Linked DNA regions of Mus musculus: region 1 is linked to region 2. A link is a contact called in ENCODE Hi-C or POLR2A ChIA-PET data. All regions are on one chromosome and are shown on one strand. Each heading gives the region's core, a stretch centred on a gene start or an enhancer-like site at or near the end of the contact. The rest is flanking DNA. Distances are from core to core; before and after follow the strand shown.

What was found. Hi-C counts contacts between places; a loop is a spot of excess contacts on that map. ChIA-PET counts read pairs that join two places held with the same protein, here RNA polymerase II (POLR2A).
Region 1: a map of heart shows a loop between it and region 2 (1.9-fold over the local background). The contact joins two enhancer-like sites. A Hi-C loop is called at or near these places in 3 of 37 maps with a recorded cell type or tissue (gastrocnemius, heart and v-Abl transformed pro-B cells). POLR2A ChIA-PET finds 5 or more read pairs at or near these places in 1 of 5 experiments (Patski).

What each region holds. Positions count from the first base shown.
Region 1 is chr17:86,270,128-86,272,827 of GRCm38, forward strand. The region is part of intron 1 of Prkce (protein kinase C, epsilon); the gene reads left to right. Among named protein-coding and RNA genes, the nearest start is that of 2010106C02Rik, 16 kb to the right of the region's middle. Within about 2 kb of position 1,313, at least 2 of the 3 ENCODE cell types and tissues checked have a DNase peak (open chromatin) inside an H3K27ac peak, as active enhancers do; they include gastrocnemius, where a contact is called at or near this core.
Region 2 is chr17:86,235,798-86,238,497 of GRCm38, forward strand. The region is part of intron 1 of Prkce (protein kinase C, epsilon); the gene reads left to right. It overlaps Gm52296 (a long non-coding RNA gene), which reads right to left. Exons shown (of 2, transcript XR_003952295.1): 1 at 1-2,700. Among named protein-coding and RNA genes, the nearest start is that of Gm52296, 6.2 kb to the right of the region's middle. Within about 2 kb of position 1,254, at least 1 of the 3 ENCODE cell types and tissues checked has a DNase peak (open chromatin) inside an H3K27ac peak, as active enhancers do; it is gastrocnemius, where a contact is called at or near this core.

The sequences.
Region 1 (2,700 bases), core at 63-2,562, 34 kb after region 2:
GGGAGAGGCTAGTTTTGTTTCACGTTGTCTATTTCTGATCTCTGCCAATGTTTTAGGCCATTATTTTCTGTTTCTGTAGCAAAATATCTGAGATCAAATAATGTACAAGGGACATAAGCTCATCTAGCTCAAAGCGTGGAGACTGGAAAGCCCAAGAGCATCATGCATAGACCATCATTTGCTTAGCTTCTGCTAAGGGCCTGCTTGCTGCCTGTAAACATGGCAGGGGCCTTGTGTAATGAGGTAGCAAATGGTCTTCTCCTTCTCTAATTCTTCGAAAGCCATTAATGCCAACGTATGCATCAACTCTCAAACATCCTCTAATCCTAATTACACTCTGAAGGTTCCAGGCCAGGAAACCATGAGCACCTTTGGGAATTCCATTGTTAATGCATTGGTGGGATCACATTTAAACCTGAGCCCTCCCAGTTCTTGAAAACAGAGCACAGTGCCTTATTGAGATACAAGTCCCTTAGTACAGGCTCCACCCATCTAAAGAGTGCAGCTCAAAGGCTTAAAATGCAGTTACATTTACACGACAGTTATCCCAGTGCTCAGGACGTGTTCATCGTTCATTGAGTCACGGAGGAGCCCACACTCATTAACTCATCACTCGTCCCTCCCACCCCTCGTCAACAGCCAACCCGGCTTTCTGCCCATTCCTTGATGTTCTACAGGAATGAAATCATACGCAGTGATTATGTCGCAGTGATTATATCGGGCGTCTTCTGCTCAGTATGTTGTCCTTACGTTTCATCCATGTCACCGTGTGTGTGTGTGTGTGTGTGTGTGTGTGTGTGTGTGTAAAGCACAGGTCCTTTTTGCAGCTGTGCCAGGTCTTGCTCCAGTGAATGTAGTGCACTTTAGCTATCAGTTCACTAGCCTCTGGGTGATGATTTTCTTGGGCCATTTTGAATAAGTGCGCTATGAATGTCCACATGTAAATTTTTGCCCTTCGAAGCTCATGCTTTTTCAGACTTAACTCATTCTGTGCCTGTTGCTGAAATGAGAAGTCGATTTAGTGGACGCTATTTTCGAATAGGACTTTCCCACACTCTCCTCTCTGCCGCGGGGCACCGTACTTTTCTCCCTGTCCTAACCCCAAGTTTTAAATCACTGTTCTACACAAATGTAGGAAGAAAACATACCAGTGCAAGGCAGTGCTGATCTGTGGCAAACGAGTTGGCTGTGGGGGTCATCATTTAATGTCACAGAAGTTCTACCATGGAAGGCAGCCAGCTCCAGGTTCTGTGTAGAGGGAGCACATCATGCTGAGGGGGGCAGGGGCCTTCGAGAGGAGCTGACACATGTGTCAGAAGAGGAGCCAGCCACATGGCTCTGATTTACCCACGTCAGCGCAGGGCTAGGAAGTGCTGGGGGAGGGGCTGGCTGTGTCTTGAGGCTGCCTGTACTGCCTAGCCTTGGGGACACTTGATCAGCCCTCCCCTTGAGCTATTGAGGGAACAGAGCAAGAGAGCCTAGGAAGGGATGGTGACCCCCCCCCCCCCCAGTTTAGGCTGCAGCAGCACCTCCTCACCTCCTCTTCAGGGCTCTTTCTTTTCATCTAAACTGTCTGCTTTGGTTCAAGCACAGAGGTGCCTTGGTTATCATGCCAGGAGTCAGACAGAAATAGCTAGTTGGGCCGGTGAGTAACTTGTGGAGGGCCTCCTCACAAGTCTGCCTCTGCACTCCTGCCTAGCTTCCAAGAGGAAGGGAAGGATCTCTTGGGGAAATCCCGGGTTAGTTCTGGTCCGAGGCCATCTAGCAAGCACCTGCTACTCTTTGAGTCTCTCCAGTGTGACTTTAGATCTTTTGGAGGTGCTGAAAGGCTGGAAGCAGCCCTGCATCCAATTAGGAAGAGATACACCTGTGCAGGAAATGAGCCGCAGCCTCCGGCGTCAGAGGAGGGAGGAGTCTTTTGGGACCCACGGCGATCCAGGAAGGTTTCCTGGAGGAAGCTGCGTATGCCGTGGAATGTTTTCCCCTTTTGTAGGCCTTGGCTTCTTCTCTCTAAGGCTGGCAGCACCTTGCTGCAAGCCACTGGGCACATTAAAGACAGTATATGCACATAGGAAATTGAGCGACAGAAAGAAAGGACGAGAGAAGGCCTCATCAGACACCGGAGGTTGTCTGCATGTGTTGGCAGTGGGGTGAAATGAAATCCAAGTTTACTCCACAGATCACCCCATAAGGGCAACTCCTGAGGAGAGCCAGACTGATCTCCTATAGTCGTTCTCGTATGTGCGAGTTGACTTTCAGGACTCACTGCCACAGAAGACACATCAGCAACAGAAGCTGTGAAAGGCCTAGAGGGCTGGAACCTGGGGGCTGTGGCTTGATGGAGGATGAACCAGAGAATTATCTAGAAGAATAGACAGGGGATACATTCCTGATGGAACAGGAGAGGAAACTCTCTGAACACGTAGTCATAGTGACATTATACCTAGCTAAAGCACACGGTCCCCTGTCCTGGGCCCTATCATTCCCATGTCTGGATAGTGGACGTGGTGCTGATGCTGAGTGTCTTGATGTTCAAGGGCAAAAAAAAAGAAACAGCAAAACCAACCAACACATGTCCCAGGTCAGAGTTCAGAGCTGGCCCTGTCTCTCACCAGTTCTGTGTAGAATGAAAAATCTTTGTGTCCCCATGTTAATGTCCCCATTCTTGTCCCTGAGAACTTTGAAAGCGATTTGAAGTCT
Region 2 (2,700 bases), core at 4-2,503:
TGTCAGTGTCTTTTCCATGTGAACATGGCAGTGGACGCGTGGCTGGAGGTGTGGGCATTTGGGTCAACAGATAACCACTGATCCTTCGCCTCTCAGTTTCTAGACTCCCACACCTGTAACTCAGGTCCCTCTGGCCTTTGCTCCTAAGCAATCAGGAATTTTTTTTTTTTTTTTTCTGCTACAGAATGAGGCTGAGCCTCACAGAGCTGGCAACAAGTGACAATTCCAAGTGCCAGCTGAGCAGACAACTCCCTTAGCAATGTACACTGTTATTATTGTTGCCTCATTGCTTTATTATATCTTTTGCAGTCCTGGGACTGGAACACAGAGCCTCACAATGCTCCATAAGCGCCCTTGCTCTCCTGTGGACTTGGGTGTCATTTGCTCTAGGTTACCACCTCGTGTTTGGCTTGTCACTTTGGGTTATCTTCGTTTGGTTGGTTTTGTCACTGGGCCAGAAATAGACTCTAGTTGGGAGAACACCTCTTTTTCCCTTCCCTTCTGATGTCTTGACACCCCTGGTAGGTGCCGCCGGACCTGAGTCATATTGCTCACTAACTTTTGGGATCTCTGGGGACTCAGTCTTCAGTGACATGCTGTTTTCTCTCCTGTGGATCTTGGCTCCTCCTCTTCGGTGACATCTCTCCAGTTTCCCTTTCCTGTATCATGGCTCTTCATTGTCTTCTGAAAAAGCTCCGGCGTGCCCCACCCCACCCCCAAACTTGGCTTCTCTTCTAGGGTTTTTCTACAAGTACAGTTTCCATAGAAACAGTCTAGTACATTCTCTGGAGTTGAATCTTGTCAGAAAAACCTGAGTGGTTAGGGGACGAAGAGGAGGTGAGTTGGGAAAGGAAGGCCTGTGTGTGGAAGGATGCTGGGACCAGTGTCAGTAAGGCCTGATGTTTCTGTCTTCCGCACTCCTACGGCGAATCTCATCCCCAGCACCCTGGGCATTCCCTCCCAGCTGTATCCAGAGGTCTGGGGTTTTTTATTTTGTGTTCCTAGTACTGGGCCTGAGCTGAACCTCTGTCTTAAGCCACTGTGGCAGTTTTGAATGTCTGAAGTGACTATGAAATCCTTCAATTCTTGCTCAACTTTCCATGCTTGTCTTTTACCTTCTGTTGAAAGGCAGCCAGCAATACTAGAATCCTTGGCAAGAACTGTCTCTCCCTTTCAAAGGTCAGTGCGGGTGCCATCGGGACAGCCTGGCTGGAATGGACCTGCCCAGAGAGACTGTGTTTGTCTCGGGACAGGCTGGCACACCCCAGCGTCACGTGACTGCTGGGAAGGAGGAGGAGAATACTGCCCCTCATGGGTTCTTCCCACAGAGTGCAGGTCTGTAAGTGGTCTGTCTTACACTGAGTGGCAGGGATTGCTGGCCCTGGGAGTGAGGGAGTGACTCTCAGACAACAATGTTTTATCCTCTCCCTCCCAATCACAGGACAGTTGTTCATCTCTGTCCCATGCTTGCCTACAACTGGGCAAATGTGCCTGAGCACAGATGCACTGGCATTTCAGGGCGTTTTGTTGGCATCAGGAAAGCTGCCATTCAGTTCATCTTGGAATATATTTCCAGACTCAGCGTATGTCCATGAAGCCCATGGTACATCGTGGATCCCTTATGTCGGGCTTCCTTGTCTTTAAAAGGAAATCCTGAGGGAGGCTTGTATCTTAGATGGGGACAGTGACGCCGAAGTTAGGGAAGACGGCTTGTGAGGTGACCACACCCCAGCTTCTGCTGTGCTTGGGGACTCCCATGTCAAGGAGGCAGCCGAGGTTGCCACTTCCCACTGGCCTGGCCACTTCCTCAAACTCATCATCTATCAGTTAAACAAAGGAGAACCAAACATCAGGAATGACATTATGTAGTAGCTAACTGTGGGGAGAGGCTGGACAGAGGGGACCCAGTCCAGAATACCAGGCCCCGTCCATTCTCCGAGGATGCATTTACGCCCCAGACCCAGGGACCTACCTTGGATTTCAAGAAAGGCAGAGATAGAGGTGTACCTCCTCTACCCTAGCCGAGGAAACCAATGACTGTTTTTTTCAGAATCACCTGAAGGCAACATTCATTGTCTTAGTCTGTCTTCAAAGATTGACTGTCAAGCTTGTAGACTGACGTGATGTGTTTTCCAAGTTTACAGACAGACTCGGCAAAGCTGATATTTGGGCAGGTTGACTGTTGTAGGGCTGTGCCGTGCTCAGACGCATGTTGAGTAGCATCCATGGTTCTCTACCCAGGAGATGTCAGGAGATCTCTCCCCTAGCTGGAACAGTAGCATCTATAGATTACTGAGTAATCAATTCTAGCCCTGATGAAACTTCTCTGTCCAGTTGGTTAGCATATGAGAGAGGCTCCAGTCATTTGAGAGGGACGAGGTAATGGCCACCACATGCTTGCCTGTCATTTTATGAAGTTAGCATATCAGTTCAAATTAGGACATCTGAATTGTAGAATCCGTTCACTAATCCTCGGAAGCAGGCTGTACAGAAAGCCTAATTCTAATGCCAGAATCAGACTTAGGAAGATAAGTTCAGTGATTTCATAGAGTTCTGAGAAACGTTAAGTCCCAGGGACCATTTGTGGTGGCTCCAGTGAGTTTACAAACATTAAGTTTAAAGTCAAACCAATTTCTTTATTTTGAAACTTACTAAGTAGGACCTTTAATATGCTAATGTGACTTACAAGGCTTCTACGGA